Regions from separate parts of the Homo sapiens genome. Here region 2 is linked to region 1. A link is a loop called in an ENCODE intact Hi-C map of the cell type or tissue named here. Cell type or tissue: sigmoid colon. All regions are shown on one strand. Links, peaks and the distances in the headings refer to the core of each region. The heading gives the core; the rest is flanking DNA.

What was found. Hi-C counts contacts between places; a loop is a spot of excess contacts. Peaks named below come from ENCODE experiments on the same cell type or tissue, not always from the same donor. Only the 100,000 strongest peaks of a DNase experiment are listed, where the experiment ranks them.
Region 2: it touches region 1 in a loop (2.5-fold over the local background); 2 of 110 quality-filtered maps call a loop at or near these places.

The regions. Positions count from the first base shown.
Region 1 is chr2:45,762,752-45,771,083 of GRCh38, reverse strand. The region is part of intron 1 of PRKCE (protein kinase C epsilon); the gene reads right to left. Among named protein-coding and RNA genes, the nearest start is that of PRKCE-AS1, 91 kb to the right of the region's middle. In sigmoid colon, for the core only: no CTCF peak of the experiment used is centred there; no DNase peak of the experiment used is centred there; H3K4me3 peaks cover 32 bases.
Region 2 is chr2:45,878,637-45,886,968 of GRCh38, reverse strand. The region is part of intron 2 of PRKCE (protein kinase C epsilon); the gene reads right to left. Among named protein-coding and RNA genes, the nearest start is that of PRKCE-AS1, 210 kb to the right of the region's middle. In sigmoid colon, for the core only: no CTCF peak of the experiment used is centred there; a DNase peak (open chromatin) is centred at 4,088; H3K27ac peaks cover 411 bases.

The DNA of each region.
Region 1 (8,332 bases), core at 121-8,120:
CCTCATCATCATTGAGCTCAGGGATCCACTGATTAGTCAACCCAGGAATGAAAGTACGCTTGGAGGGAACACTACAGCAGCTTTGTAAGTCAATTGCTAATGCAATCAAACTGGCCAGCATAAACAATGACCAAACTTAAATATTTTCCACTCACATTAATCAGCTCAATAATTCCTTAATGACTTCCTAAGAAAAGTGTTAAAAAAAAAAAAAAAGCCCTTGTTTGTTTTGATTTGGTTGGTCTTTTTCACCCTTGGTTAAGGAGCTCATTGTCTCCACATGGCAAGAAGCAGCCTGGATTTTTAGGAAGGAAGAAATAATCCGCTGCAGATGGGGCCAGTACTGGTGACCTGCAGGTTGAGAGAGAGGGTACGGTTAGAGAGCTGGCATCCCAGCCCCTGGGCTTCTCGCTGTCTCAATTTCATCATCCACCTATGAAGTAAAGATGCCCATAACTGTCTCTTGTCTAAATCATAGGGTGTTTTTGTGGTTGTGGGGGGCGGTACCATGGCTGTGCCCTGCCTGGTCCTCCTGTGAAGGTAGGACGCTCAACCAACATTCAGACTTCTGTGGAAACAGTAAACCGTCCTTCTGCGAGCTCCAGAAACACAAGTGGCCGAAGGGACGCCATATATCTAGTGTCTCACAGCCTATCTCAAAAATTACAGTCTACGTGAACATGAGAACCTTAGGCAATATGCACACTTTTGAAACAGAAGAGTGACATCATGTCCCTAAAATAAAAAAGCCACAGTCAGTGTTGTTTCCAGACAGAGGAAGCATGGTTTTTACCTACCCCATGCATCCCTACAGTATTTCCAGATTGTCCCTGACCAGTCTGCATTTGACCCTAGGGCAGAGCAGCAACTCCCCGGACAGGAGGGGAGCAGAACAGTGTCCCCCAGGGCTGCAGTCCGAGAGAGGGCTGGAGCATACACTACTCCAATAGCACCCGCTACTGCAGGAGCCACCCAAGAGAGGGGATAAAAGACATGCGCATAGAGAAGGAGAGCGTTTCACAGCCCCACCTCTTGCAGAACTGCAAATCCTGTGTGATGGCTGTGTGAGTGTGCACCTGGGCATCCAGGCATGTGTCTGTGAGTGACAGTACGGGGTGCACGTGTGCCTGCTGCACCCTGGCAAGAGCAAGGAGCCATGGGAGATTGGCGCCGTGTACATGTTTCTGCCTATCTGTTCTCAGAAGGGTTCCTCCTCACACCTCCTACTGTTTTAACCAGGGTGCTGGAATTTAAGAATTTAGAGACAAGGATGCACTTAGCAAAGGCTAAACATCCACAGGTTAATCTGTATCTGGTTGATTTGTACCCTAAGTATGACCCCAGGAAGCAAAACATATCAAAATATGTGAGCACAGAATACAAATTTCACATTAAAGACAAACTGGCTAAAACCCATAGAAAAGAAAAGAACTTACAAACTCATGAAATAGAATCCCTTCACAATTCTGTATCACAGGTTAAACAAACTTAATATCAGTGAGAAATAAACTAGTCTCTGGATGAAAAATGGTTAGTTCTTCAGTTTCCGGGGCCCAAGATCCCTGCTGGATGCCATGTTACTCAAACTACTCGCCAGCGATTGTGCATGAATGAGTGTACACACAACCATCAGATACGCATGCAAAAAGCCACACACACACAGATGCAGATATGTACATACACACACACCCCTCCCAGCCCTGCCAAAGGGAGGCAGCATGACTGAAGCCCTAACACCTAACAAAAGGGGTGTAAGAAAAAATGGCAACTAAGATGTATCCATGGGGAGGAAGGAGAAAAAAAGGAAATGCAGCTTGACTCACAGTTTTGAAGGCATAAGGTGGGCGAGGATGAAAAGACTTTTGTCAAGAGTATACAAAGGAAGTCAATGAAACAGTTGGGTCTCACTGGCTCCCACACAGAACAAACCCAGCCAGACTCCAGATGATTAAAAATAAACTAATCTGATTAGAGAATTTTAAATTTGGATTGATTGTCCAGTTCACCAATAAATGGCAACAAACAATTTAAATCTTGTCCCACAGCTCTGCTGCCAAAATGGCCCGGAATTTGCCAAGCTTTGAAAGCAGGTTTTGAGGAGGTGAACATGTCAGTAGCAGAACAATCAGGTGATCCATAAATATCTGTGGCTAAGCCCTGTCCTGGTAACGTGGAGATATGAAGTTGTCCATTGAGTTCTGGGCCTCCAGTAGCCTACTGCAAGGTGGAGACACAACATTTGGATATAATTAAGCATTAGCCAACAGATAGATGTAAAATGTGTGTTAAGCTGCATGGTAAAGACTATAATTCCTACACATATTCAGAGAAGGGAGAGAAAATCAGTAGTAGAAATGGGTTTTCCTTCATCTCGCATGTGAAAGACAGAGCATTTGGATAAACAGAGAAAGAAAACAGCATAATTGCTCAATATCCATTCTCTGTCTGGCCCATTGTTCAGGTAGGGCTCAGGTGAGAAGGAAAAGAGCACCTAGCATCATCTCCCAGCCCTCACTGTCCCCTCCTAACTCTCCCCTACCCATCGAGCCCCCTGGCCAACTATCAGAGACTTAAGTTTTTACAGAAGGAAAAGAGGGAAGGGAAAGCTAAAATGTCCTTCATTTCTCAACCAAAATGAGAAATCATGAAAGGGGGAACCCAACTAATGAAATGTGATATGGTCCCTGAACTGTTCCTTCCAGAAGCCATCCCCATGGGACTCACACATAGACGATGTCATTTGGAGTTAATCAGATGTCTCTGTAGATAATTAGAGCCAGGCCAGGATAAGGCCAAGGAAAAAAGCATTCCCATAATATACATTTAGCACTGTAACAGCTTTTCAAGGCTCTTTCGTGTTTTGATTTCTTTCTGCTATGAAAATGGTCAAATTTCCTAAGAGATCACATCTACCCACTGGGAAACATCTGGAGGAGAAGAGTGGGAAAAGCTTGGCCATCTTAGAGTTTCTTCTCCATGATCTCTGGCATCTAGGTTTGGGTAACCACTCATGAACCCTGGCCAACAATTTTGCTTCTCACCAGGGCACTGGCACCAATGCCAAGGAATAGCTCCTCTCCAGGAAGCTTCTGGAAGCTCAGCACTTGAGTTTTCACTCCTCTGCTTGGTATCAAGCCAAATTTTGCTCTTTGAGGTATTTTTGCATGGATCCATTATTCCCACAAATGTTTTCTATCCCTTGGTGTTTCTAGTTTACAATGCTCTAGGAGGCAAACACCTGTGATACTGTGAAGGGTGGTGGAAGTCTTCAAATTCCTAAAATAAAGCCCTAAGTCTTCCTCCAGTAAAACCATCCAATAAGGAATCCAACACATGGGTCTTTCCAATGGACATGCATGCTAGAGAAAGCAGCAAGTCCACAGAAGCACTGCTGACAGTGAAGGCACATTCTTTGTAAGGCCGTTCCTTTGATCCTTAATAAAACTTCAAGGCAATAATTGGAGAAAACTTATGCCCCCGGAGATTGAGTGTGCTAGATTACAAAATTCTTCTGGGTGTAAAGCCTTCAGTATTACAAAGCCCAAACCAGTGCCTTCCTGTATAAACTCTCTCTGCAGTGTGAACATGGTTGATTACATACCCTCTTTCTACATAAATTCCCTTACAAGAGGAAGAGGCAGGAAGGCCAAGACTTTTGGATAAGCATAACCAAGATGCTGAGATGATACATATTTCTGACATAAACATTCTTCCAAATTCTGAAAGTACTTAAAATTGCCCATTAAGAGGTTGGTTAAAAGGAGCCATTGCTGTGCAGATTTTTTACTTTCTTGTTCCTTTTTTTAAAAAGTTTCAAAGAACATCAATGTATTAAGTTAGAGGGTTGGGCTAATTCCTCTCTACCCTCCTTCCAGAAGCAGAGGTATTTGAGAAAACTGTTGCCTGCATCTTATATTTGAGATAATTATTTGATAATTAGAAAAAGTACATTTCTACGGGAAGCAAACGCAAAGACCAAAGTAGAACATGACCGTGCCATTTTTCCAAATTTGCCCACAGGAAGTTACTTATTTTTTTTTTTTTAGACTGAGTTTCACTCTGTTGCCCAGGCTGGAGTGCAGTGGCCTGATCTCAGCTCACTGCAACCTCCACCTCCCAGGTTCAAGCGATTCTCTTGCCTCAGCCTCCTGAGTAGCTGGGACTACTGGCACACGCCATCATGCCCGGCTAATTTTTTTGTATTTTAGTAGAGATGGGGTTTCACCGTGTTGCCCAGGCTGGTCTCGAACCCCTGAGCTCAGGCAATCCTCCCACCTTGGCCTCCCAAAGTGCTAGGATTACAGGCATGAGCCTCCGTGCCCGGCCCAGACTTTTTCTTTTGTCCCACAATTAGGAATTTGAATGTGAGTGGAAGAGGCACCTATGAAGCATGATTCAAGAGGCCCAAGATATGCTAGTCACCCTAACCAACATGTACCCTGCCTATTAGGCCATCCTAAGGTCTGAAATTCCACCATGAAGATTTCTCACTGGTTAGAAACACCCCAGGTTCTTCCTTTGTCTTACTGTGATTTGTTTATCATGCTTCCCTCAACTATCTCTCTCTGTCTCCGTGTCCCCATTAATTCTCTAGGAATCTCTCCGATCTAACCCAAAGGGAAATAGAAGGTCTGCAGACTGGGAAAAAAGAAGAGAGTAGAACCAACCCTCAAGTGGCCACAGGGCTTTTTCTCTTACTGGATTGAGAAAGTACTAGGCCTCACTGAAGTCTTCCTTCAGAATTGACAGAGGTCTGCACGGCACCCAGGACCAAAAAAGGTAATAGAACATTTGTTCAAGTCCTTCAGATTAATCAAAAGCCCCCTCCTTTCCTTCTCCCAGTCGATTATCTTGCCCTGAAATTTTGGATGAGCAGGAAACGTAATTGACTATGGAGTATACGGACCTGCACGCTTCCATGCACCACAGATCAACACTGCAGATCCCCATAAACACAGATAAACTTGGGTACCTGCCAGCAATGCAAGGGAACTGCTGTGCTTGCCAGAGTCCTAAAATAATCTCCCCTATCTCCAGTATTTGTTTTAACTTTTCTTTTGCCTGGAGGTGGGGGAGGGGATCAGGTTGGAACCAACGTCTGGACTTGCAACTTCATTGCAATAAGGTTCTTAGTTCTTTCTGCTACCCACAGTTACCCAATATAATTCCCTTTCCTACACTTGGACAGGCTTTTCTCTTGATTGGAAGTGGGAGGAGGGAGGGTGGCAGGAAGAAAGGGAAATCCCCTTCTGTGCATTAATTCTCTGTATTCTAAAAGGCAAACTCTGCCAAGAGCCCAGTTCTGGGAAGCTGCTCTGGAGACAGCCCAGGATCCCACTGGGTGGTCTCATCTTTGGGCTTAGGACGTGGGGGTCAACAGTCCAGAGTTCTATTTCCAGCACCATCAGAACTTTGGCCAAGTTACTTGACCTCTTTTCATAAATGCTTTCCCCCAAATGAAAAGGAAAAAGGGGAAGAGGAAGAAAGAAGTGAAAAAGAATGACACCACTGCAGAGGCAAAGATGAGGTATTGAATGAAGAACTTTGGAAGCAAACCACAAAAGGTATTGCTACACACAGCACAACAGCCCTGCAGGGAGGTAGTAGAATTTGAGAACGAGGCCAAACGGAGATGGTTACTCTACAGCTTCAAGGCACCGGGGAGTCCAAATGAAGCATCTCCTCAGCACTCTACCTACAGTTCACACCTTACAACCCAACCTGGAGACTCCATTGGCCTTGGCCATTAGTTTGACCTTTCAATAAACATATTGTTTTTATTGTCAAGAAAACCTCTTCAGAAAGCTTATTCTCCAGGCTTACTCATCATGTGGCTGCTTCTTATAAAAAACAAAAATAAAGGAAACACTGAAGAATTAAGTAAAAATTAATTAGAAGCACATGGTTAAAACAGGCTTAGAGTTATGCATGGCTTAAGAACGTATTAAGGGTAAAGCGTTTCCTCCATCCAGACTTGAAGATTTGCTGAAAACAAGGCCCGTGTGAGTGGGTGGGTTTTTGAGCGGCTGGCATTTTGGACTGTACCAGGCCAAAGCCACAGGGAGGAAGGCTATGGTTCACATGGGGTCCACGTCCTTCAGCATGTTTGCTCTGCTCTTGATGTCAAGGAGAGACCTGAGAGATGCCAGAGACTCCATTGTCTCTAAGGCATTCAAGTAGGACCATTGTGTGAGACATAAGAACAAGAATAAAGACAGGAGTTAGGAATATTTTTAATATATGTTGATTTTAATGGGTTTAAAATATATATATAGTCTAATTCATTTGCAGCAGAATGAATGGCAATTTCCAAGCTCAAAAATAATAGTAACCCCAGCCTCAAGTTTCTGGCATGGAAGTAATAATTTGAGCTTATTTCTAAATGGGCTTACTAAATGAACAGATCAATTTTTTCTCAAATTTATGATATAAAAGAAATGGATGAAAAGAAATTTGGGAAGCTGAAACCTGCTGTCACCTACCTCTTTCATTTAGCCTCAGATCTGAATTGCCCTGTCTGGTTTCGGGGCCATGCCTGTCCCACTGCACACATTCGAGCTGCAGATATTCACTTTCACATGCAGGGGTCATGTCTAAAAACTGAACCCTGATTGCAACAGAAGCCAGTTAGAAGATTAATTAGTTAAGTATTTAATCAATTAATCCTGAATTAAGATCCCATTTTGGCTTTACTAGCCATAACCATTTCTTTCTTTGAACTAAAATCTTCTGCCTTCATTTATAAGCTCTTAAACCACGTGTTTGAATTTCCTCAGGTGGGCTGGAATTTTACCCCTCTTGTGTTGCAGAAGTGTAACTTAAATGGGCCAATATTTTCACCTACGGACATTCGTACAGGTGGGCTTTGCTTTAAGAAACTCAAGGAAATTAGCGTTTTAAGAACAGATAAAAACAATTCTTCTTATTGTGGGAGGACTCTTTTTGGTTCCTCCTAAGATACACTGATAACAAGAACTCCTGGGGTATTGTAATTGAAGCACTGGCCCCAACCCAAGGGATCGCAGTTCAGGACATCAAAAGATCCTTCTAGTTTTGAGATTCTGTGGTTGATACTAAAAATCAGAACCAACCTAAAACATAAGCAAGACGGCAGAGGACTGGGAAGGGAATTTAATTAGGTAAAAGGATGTCAGATCTAAGTGGAGAAACTGCAGGCATACAAGAAAGAGTCCACCAAAACAAACACCAAAGCTCCCAATCTGTTCAATTCGGCTTGGGATTCTTTTAACAAGGTGTGTGTCACTTTTCCCTCCACCGTGAGAGAGAGCCTAGAGCTGGCCTTCTCTTTCCCCCACTGATAAAATGAGTGGGTTAAACTACATGATCCCTTGGGCCCTTCCTGACTTTAGCGCTCACTGAGTCTGGGCAGAAGGGCAGCAAAAGACAGCGGAGGGAGCCTGAGACTAGCAGCAGCATGGCGGGTTATACCAAGGGAGATTGCAGAATCAAGCCCTACACTGAGTATTACTAAACTTAAATGCTGAAAACTGTCCTAGAAGAGGGAAAATCAATGAGGGCTGAGGTCCTTTGGAGACTAGGGAGGGGGTGGGACGTGAGCAAAGCCTTAACAATTCCTGTACTAGGCTGCACAACATTAGGTCTAGGTCCAGATGGTGAGGATGAAAAATGTTATGAAATCATTTCAGCCCCTGCCCTTTAGCATAAGCTTAGGCTTAATCATCCACTAGACAGGTCTCTGCTGTTTTTTACTGAAAAGTTCCTTATCTAACAAAGAAATGCCCCTTCCATTCACAGGCCCAAAGCAAAGCACACCCAAGATGTAGACTGGCCAAAGAAAGAACACCTCAAGGCCAGGAGCAGTGGCTCACGCCTGTAATCCCAGAACTTTGGGAGGCCGAGGTGGGAGGATCACGAGGTCAGGAGACCAAGACCATCCTGGCTAACATGGTGAAACCCCATCTCTAGTAAAAATACAAAAAATTAGCCGGGTGTGGTGGCAGGCGCCTGTAGTCCCAGCTACTCAGGAGGCTGATGAGGCAGGAGAATGGTGTGAACCCAGGAGGCGGAGCTTGCAGTGAGCCGAGATCGCGCCACTGCACTCCAGCCTGGGTGACAGAGCAGGACTCCGTCTCAAAAAAAAAAAAAGAAGAAAAGAAAAGAAAAGAAAAGAAAGAACACCTCAAGAGACACAGCTTTCTCCCAGCACCTACCTGTAGCTTGCTCTTTGACCACTCTGCCTGTTACAGCCTGAGGGCCCCCAACAGCACAGAAGCTTTTTATCCTAGGCTTGACACTTTCTTATCTATAAAATGGGCTATCAGGTTTCCGTTAGGTTGCTGGGTAGATTACA
Region 2 (8,332 bases), core at 113-8,112, 120 kb before region 1:
GACATCGTCCACCTCACACAAAGATAGGAAAGAACTTGAGAGTAGACCCGAAAGGTCTTTGGAAAAAACTATTCTAGTGAAGAATGACATTTATTACTACTACTATCATTACTAGCATTCAAGAATCATAATCAAGAAAAGAGGGACCTTTTCCCACACTTTTAAAGGCACTTTCTAAGTCTTTAATACTCATAACTTTTCAGCACATTGGCATTTAAAGAAAAAGGTTTACGAGCTTCATAAAAAATCAGCACTCGAAGTGCAATGCTTCCTTTAGATTATAGCCAAGCATTAGAAAGGTTTGAAAAAGTCATTTGACTTCAGCATTGTCAAGACTCATTGCAGGGTTACTGTTATCACGTCAGCTGTATTTTTGTGCTATTCTCCAAGATGGCTGGACTATTTCCTGTGCCCATGTAGTTAGGTAGTTCTGGGTTTTTACTGTTGCTGTTTATGTTTAAGCAAGCCTGTTGCTTCACTTTTTAATGCAATAGAAGTCAGCATGGCAGGTTTGTTTTACTGCTAGCATTAAAATGCCAAGTCCCCTCTAAGCAAATCCTCTTCACACAATCTCATAGTGTGCTCTAAGATAGCCAGACGGTCATGGGCAGGGGTTCTCAGGAAGAGACAGAACAGGCAGGAAAGCAGACAGCAGCCAGACACAGGCTACGGAGCTCAGAGTGGGAGTGGGTTAGGAATTGGGACAGTTGACAGAGAGGAAATGAGAGTCACCTGGAGCCAGAGCTCCCTGGGCTGAGGACAGTCCTGCAAGCACTTCACCATGCATTCTAAGGCCAAGAACAGAAATGGTCCAGCATGTGAAGCAAGCCCAGAGCCCATGGCCCGGACAGGTAAGAGTTCCACCTGCCAGCAAACGTGGGGTCAGTGGCAAGACAGCCCAGGTAGGCCTCTTGAGGAGGAAGAGGAGGAGCAGGAGGCCACACTGACCAGGGAGTTCAGTGGGAAAGATTCACGTTCTGGGGAGGTGTGGGTCTAACATTCTTTACACACCTGATTCTTGGATTTACATTGTCAAAAGAGCCTTCGTTAAAAAGCAACTCCATGGGATTTCTCCGAGGCTCCCTCGTGCACTTAAAATAAGATTTTGCTTTTTAAATTATCCTACACACAACATTTTGGGAAAATAACAAAAATCAAAGCACCCAAAACCCACAAATTTGTGGATTTGTTTTTAACTGTAAGAGAAACCATTTTACACTGCAATATGAAATCATAGGAGTTGCCCTAACCCCCAAAATTCACTTTAGGATGAAGTGTTTGCTTTGGCTAGAGAACTAAATCCTATCTGTTGTCAACAACAGTCAGAGAAATTTGGCTGGGCTACGATTATGCACTGCCCAAATGGCCATCCAGACCAGAGGCAATCAGACAGATATATTAATTCATGTAGATTAACTTTTTTAAATGAAGTGGTCCAGGCTTGTTTTGTATAGGAAGACATGTATCAAAATACACATAGCCACTCTCTCTCTCCAACCCAATTAATAGCAGCAGCTTCCTCCAAGGACACTGGAGAATGGGCTGCGAATATAAATGTCCCAGGCAGAAGGTCTCTGAAAGCCAGGCCTTCTGAAGAGAGCTTTGCTCTGTTCCCTAGGGTCGATAAAAAAAAGGAAGCTTTGTCAGGTCCCTTCCCTCCAGACACACACATCATTTTATTTGGAAGTCACATGGTGTGATTAAATTTAACTGGGTGGAGCAGTGGAAAACCACAGTATTAACAACATAATTCTTTCTGGGGAAAGATTCATTCTGCCAAGTGCAAAAGATAATTCTGAAAGCTCTGAGCCACTAGCTGCTTTCAACATTTGTTTTAAATCCAGAGAGACCAAGTCATAAGAAAGTATACCTCTGCTCACTGTGGCATTGTTTCTAGTAATCAAAATACTGAAAACTACCTGGATTTTCACTTGAGCTCTTGGTAAAACAACAACAACAACAACAAATATATATATATATATATATATATATATATATATATATATATATATATGGATCACATATAACAGATCACACGCAGCTTATACAATCAGACATGTGTCTGTGTCCGTGTGTATATGCACAGGTGCAGACAATTTCCAGAAGGAGACAGAAGTAAGCAGAAGTCACCTCTGGGGAATAGAACTGGTTGGAGAAAGGGTGTCTTTCGCTCTTCATCCCTCTGTGCTGGTTGAAGTTTTTACAACGAGCAAGTATTACTTTCATAAGAAAAACTAGCCATGAAAACATGTTTTAAAAATCACTTTAAGAGCCCACAGGCCAGGAACTCTAAAGAGCTCATTGTTGACTGGCTCAGTCACCAACAAGCTGTAGAGGTGGAAACATTTTGCAGCTGCAAAATTCCTTGCAGTTTACAAGGCATGTGCTGCCTCCCTTTATTCCTATAACATTGTCGTAGGTGTCGAGACAAGACACTTGCTGCCACAGTTACTGCTCCCATTTTACCTCCGTAGAAATGGAGACTTTAGAGATTGGAGGACTTGCCTAAGACCACAAGGATTGCAGAACAGGGAGATCTGGTCTTGAACCCAGGCCTCCTTCCTCACCACCACCCTGTCGTCATACTATGAACCCTGGACAGGTCACTTCTGGTTTTGGTTTACCCAGCAATAAAAGGGAGACTTTATCATAGGCATCCTTTCAACAAGTGAGTCAACAGTAGCATTTCTATTTTATCAAGGAGGAAACTGAACTCAGAGGTTGAGTAACTTGCCCAGTGGCAGAACCTGAACTCAGAACCCTCTCACCCCACCTCCTGGCTGAGATGCCAGGCCTCTCCAGACTTTCCCCTCCACCTGAAACAGTGTTGGTTTCAGGATACAGATGTTCACAACAGTCCTGGTTGTTTGCAAAAACAAGTATTCTAAAAACTGTAACAGGGAGGGAGGGGCTGGATGGCAGTCCACAACGCCACTCACTCTCAAGGCAGTTGCCAAAAACCCAGCTCTGTGCCCCAGAAGGCCTTGGGCAGTCTCAAAGATTCTGAGCGACTCTGCAGTAAGGGAAAAACCTCAGCTCTGCAAAGCATTGACAACGTGGGAAGCAAGCTCCAAGGATTCCCAGGACTTCTCCCCAAAGCCCAAGCCCCTCCCCAGGCAGAGAAAAGGGAGTTTCCCACACACTCTCCTGCCTGTGTGTGACCCATACCCTGTTCCCACAGTGGCTGTGCAGAAAGGATATGCCAGCCCCATTTGTCCTTCCTTCCAGCATGACAGGCGGGGAGGACAACCTCTTCCTAAGGAACTGACTGACATCATATAGGGAGTGTAGCATGGCATGGTAGTTGTGCAGACTCACTCTCCACACAGGCATGATAAAAACTGTAAATGTGTAAGAACTATAGTATACATTTAATGCCTCCCACCCCAAAAAGGCAAAACCCACACAGATGAGCAAGAGGGAGGGACCTGTTAGGCTGGCACATGCGGAGAAGGGTAGCTCTGCCCTGCCTGTGCCCCCAGCACGACGGGGAACTCACCTCTAGGAGCCTTCCAGACTCCGTGGTTGGCTCCCGAAGGCCATTAGACACTGGCCACAGCTGAGCCAGCAGCAGGGGCTATAATGGGCTTCCCTCGGGTCTTCACCCACACTATGGGCCAGCCAAGGGTCATCCCTGCAGGGCGCCTCAGAGTCCTCCCTGGATTGTGCTGCAACACTACCGTTTTCTGACAATGCAAGCTCAGTGACCAGTTAATCTCCACAAAATCCAAATCCATACTTGGCTCTATTCAAGAGCAATCTGTTTAGGGAAGTCCCCAAATGGCAGCATCGATATGCAGTGAACACACAGAATGAATATACAGAATGGCTGGCTGCAGGAATGAGAGTCAGTACCTCAAAGAAGTACTACAATGTGAATTTGAAGATAGAAGGCTTTTTTCCCATTTTTTACCCAACTAAAATTTAAGCCCAGAGTGCCAAGTATTTGAGTAGCGACTGGCCGTCGCCACTCATTGCTGCGGGGAGTGTGGTTTCAGTCCAGCTTTGCCAGATGAACACGTGTCAAGCCTTTGCATTTCCGAAGCAGCGGCCAGCTTTATTAGCTTCCAAGTCCTTTTGCAGGGAGCCTGCTTGCTTGTCCTGCCAGAGGTGATGACAGAAGCCAGAGCTTCCCTGGAATCGGCAGACTCGGAGGTAACACGTGAACATTTAAGAAACGTTGAGTGCAGGCCCAAAGGGGCAAGTGGAATCAGATTCCAGCTCTTAAGGCAGGCTCCTTTCTGTTCCCTGTCTTCTCCGTCTTTCTCTTCCGTTGGTGGATGGGCCTCCAGGGTCAAGGAGTAATTGAGAATAAGCCAATTTTCTGAATAGCTCAGGAAAGAAAAACACTCAAATATCACCATAAAGAAAAGCATCTAGTAGAAAGCTAGTCAACAACTGTTTATTCTGCAGTGATGATTTTCCAAACATCATTTTTCTTTGGAGTAGTTGAACTCATGTCCCCAAGACATCTTTGAATTTGTCAATCCCAGCAATGGAGGAGGACCCAGTACCACAGAATAACTCATCCAATGAGGCTTCAGACTACTATGAGACTGCGGACATCAGAGCAAGGATGTTGCATTAACCCACGTGTGATGCTTGTGTACAAATATTAATAGCAACCCACATGCAGAACTACATGGCTACAAGAGATACGGCAGCTGTCTTGGAGGACAGCATCAAAAGACAACTGACATGAAAACAAAGGTGCTGTAACTTCACAGCTTCTACATGGAGGTATATCACCATGGCATCCTCAACCTGAAACTCGAAACCCAGTCGCCACATATTAGCTATGACATCATGATATCGGAAGGAAAACATGTAGGTAAGACAAGTCACCAAAGCAGAAAAAACAATTATAACACCTTAATTTCATTTCTAAACTTTTAAAATATTAACTCATGCTTAGTTTATGCCTTTCTACAGAAACACCTTTCCCCCCTGGCCAGTCAGACCTGACATATCAGCGCTTTGGAAAGCTCATAAACCCAATGGAAGGCAAGGAAATGTCTCCTTAGGCTACTGTCATGACAACACACAGAGCTCCACATGCTCCAGGGGTCTTCGAGCTACCACTGAGCTTCTAGTTTCTAGCTAACCTGCACAACTACACAGAGCCCTGGATAGCCTTGGGCAGCTAGTTAAAATTCAATCTCGTTCCCTCAATAGTAAAGAGTAAGATTAAGGACACAGAGCCAGAAGGGCTGAGTTTGCAACTTGGCTCTACCTCATATTGTGTGACTTAGGCAAGTCATTCCATCGTGCTGGGTCTTAGTTTCCTCATCTGTAAAAATGGGGATGACTATAGCACCTACCACATAATGATGCTGAGATAATTAAGAGAATAAACATCACATAGTTAAAATCCTTCTTGGGGAATAGTAAGCACTATGTAAGAGTTGGCTTTTATATGATTTAGTGCATATTAAGGACCTATGAAGCACTTTGAATATAAAATATTTTAACTGCAATCACTATATTTATAAATTTCTGACTTGGGTACTTAAATAACATTTAAGTACCATTATATCCAAAAATGGTAATGAGGCCTAGAAATTCCATTTAAAATGTGTCCATCTAAGTGTTTTAAGATGTGTCCACCTGGATTGCAACACTTGTCTCATCCTTTGTTTTCCAGCCTGTAGAAGACTAAATTAGACACAGCATGTTCTATATATGGATTGCCTTAATTTCATGGCTCTGCTTCTCCAGACAGATACTACAGAGCAGGAGAAGGTGGGCTCATTAAGATACCAGCTGCAGGCTCTGAAGGCAAATACACCCTGAAATCTTTTTTTTTTTTTTTTTTTGAGACGGAGTCTCGCTCTGTCGCCCAGGCTGGAGTGCAGTGGCGGGATCTCGGCTCACTGCAAGCTCCGCCTCCCGGGTTCACGCCATTCTCCTGCCTCAGCCTCCCAAGTAGCTGGGACTACAGGCGCCCGCCACTACGCCCAGCTAATTTTTTGTATTTTTAGTAGAGACGGGGTTTCACCGTTTTAGCCCGGATGGTCTCGATCTCCTGACCTCGTGATCCGCCCGCCTCGGCCTCCCAAAGTGCTGGGATTACAGGCGTGAGCCACCGCGCCCGGCCTACACCCTGAAATCTTAAAAGAACTGTTCTGAGTCCTTAATATCTAGTTCGTACTTACTGATCTATGATAACGAAAGTGACAAGTAGTGTTTCTTAATAAGACTGTATTCAAACCACAGTAGTCTTTGGTATCTGGCCAATCCCCATACAAATACTCTGCTGCATTCTTTCCTAGAGGCCGGATATTTGTCGTGCACCTACTATGAACTAGCCACTGTGTGAGGCATTGGTATACATATACTCCCTGCTTTTACACTGCTGTCCAGGGAGTAAACAGACTGTCTTAATCAAAAATATACATAAAATTACAAATTGAGGTAAATGCCAAGCAGAAAAAAATAGGGTTATAAAAGTGTAAAACAAGGAGACCTAAGATAAGATTGGGCTCGGCCAAGTCTCTTTGTAAGAGGTGACATTCAAAGTGAGTCCTCCATTCCTCACACTACAAATAGAGCTACCGTATAATCCAGCAATGCTACTAATGGGCATTTATCCAAAGGAAAGAAAACCATTATATCAAAGAGATATCTGTATCCCCCTCCCCAGGTTTACTGCAGCAGTAGACACAATGGCCAAGATATGGAATCAACCAAGGTGTCTGATAACAGATTAATGGACAAAGAAAATGTGGTGCATACACATAACGGAACACTCTTTAGCCATAAAAAAGAATGAAATCTTGTCATTTGCAGAGCAACGTAAATGCAACTGGAGGACACTAAGTGAAATAAGCCAGGAGCAGAAAAGTTAAACACTGCATGCTCTCACTCATGTGGAAGCTAAAAGAAGCTGATCTCCTAGAGGTAAAAAGTAGAAAAGAAGATGCTAGATACTGGGAAGGGTAAGGGAAAGAGGGTTTTGGAAGAGATTTGTTAAAGGATACAAAATCACAGCTAGGTTAGAGGAGTAAATTCTAGTATTCTACACCACTGTAGAATTAATATAGTTAATATATAATTTCAAATAGGTAGGAGGAGGATATTTAACATTCCCAACACAAAGAAATAAGTGTTTGAGATTGTGGATATGCTAATTATCCTGATCTGATCACTATACAATAGATGTATCAAAACATCACCAGTACCCTATGAATATGCGTAATTGAAACAGGAAATTTCCCTTGACCCTTTCACGGCCTCGTGACAGGAGTGCCTCCCTTACTCAGCCCACAGCTCTCAACTCCTCGTGGGAGGGGGAGCAGGCAGGTGAGAGGGTTCATGAGCCAGAGCAAGTGCTTTTGAGTGCCAGCAGGAGCAAAACTCCACTCGGGCCCTGTGGCAGCATCTAGTGGAGAGTACCTGCAACATCTGAAGCCCCAGAGGTCATGTGTTACAGGCAGTGCTCTTTTAGCTTTGCCATCTGGGGACAGCTTAAGTGTTTAATAGCTCAGTGGACCCTCTGCCTTTTTGCAAGGGGAGACGGTCAGTGTGACAGCTTTCTGTATCCTGAGCTCTTGTCCAGTGTCCAGGAAAAAATCAGGTCACATGAATGAATTGAAGGATAGTAAATGTGGGGGATTTTACTGCCAATGGAAGTGGCTCTCAGCAGGAAGGGGAGCGGGAAAGGGGATGGAGTAGGAAGGTATTCTTCCCCTGAAGTCTGGCCATCCTCGGCTGGACTCTTCTTCGAAGTCCCGCCATCAAGCCGTCCCTCTGAAGTCGAGCTGCTTCTCTCTGACATTCAGCTGCTTCTTCTCTTTCCCCCTTCTCTGCTCTCTGCCAGTGGAGCTTGGGGTTTTTATGTGTAGGATGCAGGGGCAGGGTGGGCCAGGGTGCTTTGGAAAAGGCAACATTCGAGTGGGAAAACGAGGATGTAAAGTTCTCACTTTTTGCCGTAGTTCCAGGCTTGAGGGTGGGGCCCTTACCAGGGACCCAGCCCTTTTCCGTCTAGAATTTCTCTGCGTCCTGTCCCTATCATAATTATTTTATGTCAATTTAAAAAGATGTCTACAATAGGCAAATCCACAGAGAGAAAGTTGATTTTAAAAAAGCAAGAGCAAACTTTGCTTTTCAATTGCCAGCATGAGGAGAAATGGAGCAAACACTAATGAAACAGACAGAAAAATAAGTGCATCTTTTAAAGCTAAACATATTTCATTGATTGTTCTTTATTATGTCTTTGGTATTAAAGCTTTTTATTCTGCTGTTTTAAAAAAGTGAGAACTCTAGCTCTGGCAATGGCAGAGTAGGTTATTTGAGTCAACTATACCACTAAAAATAACAACCCCTGAAAATG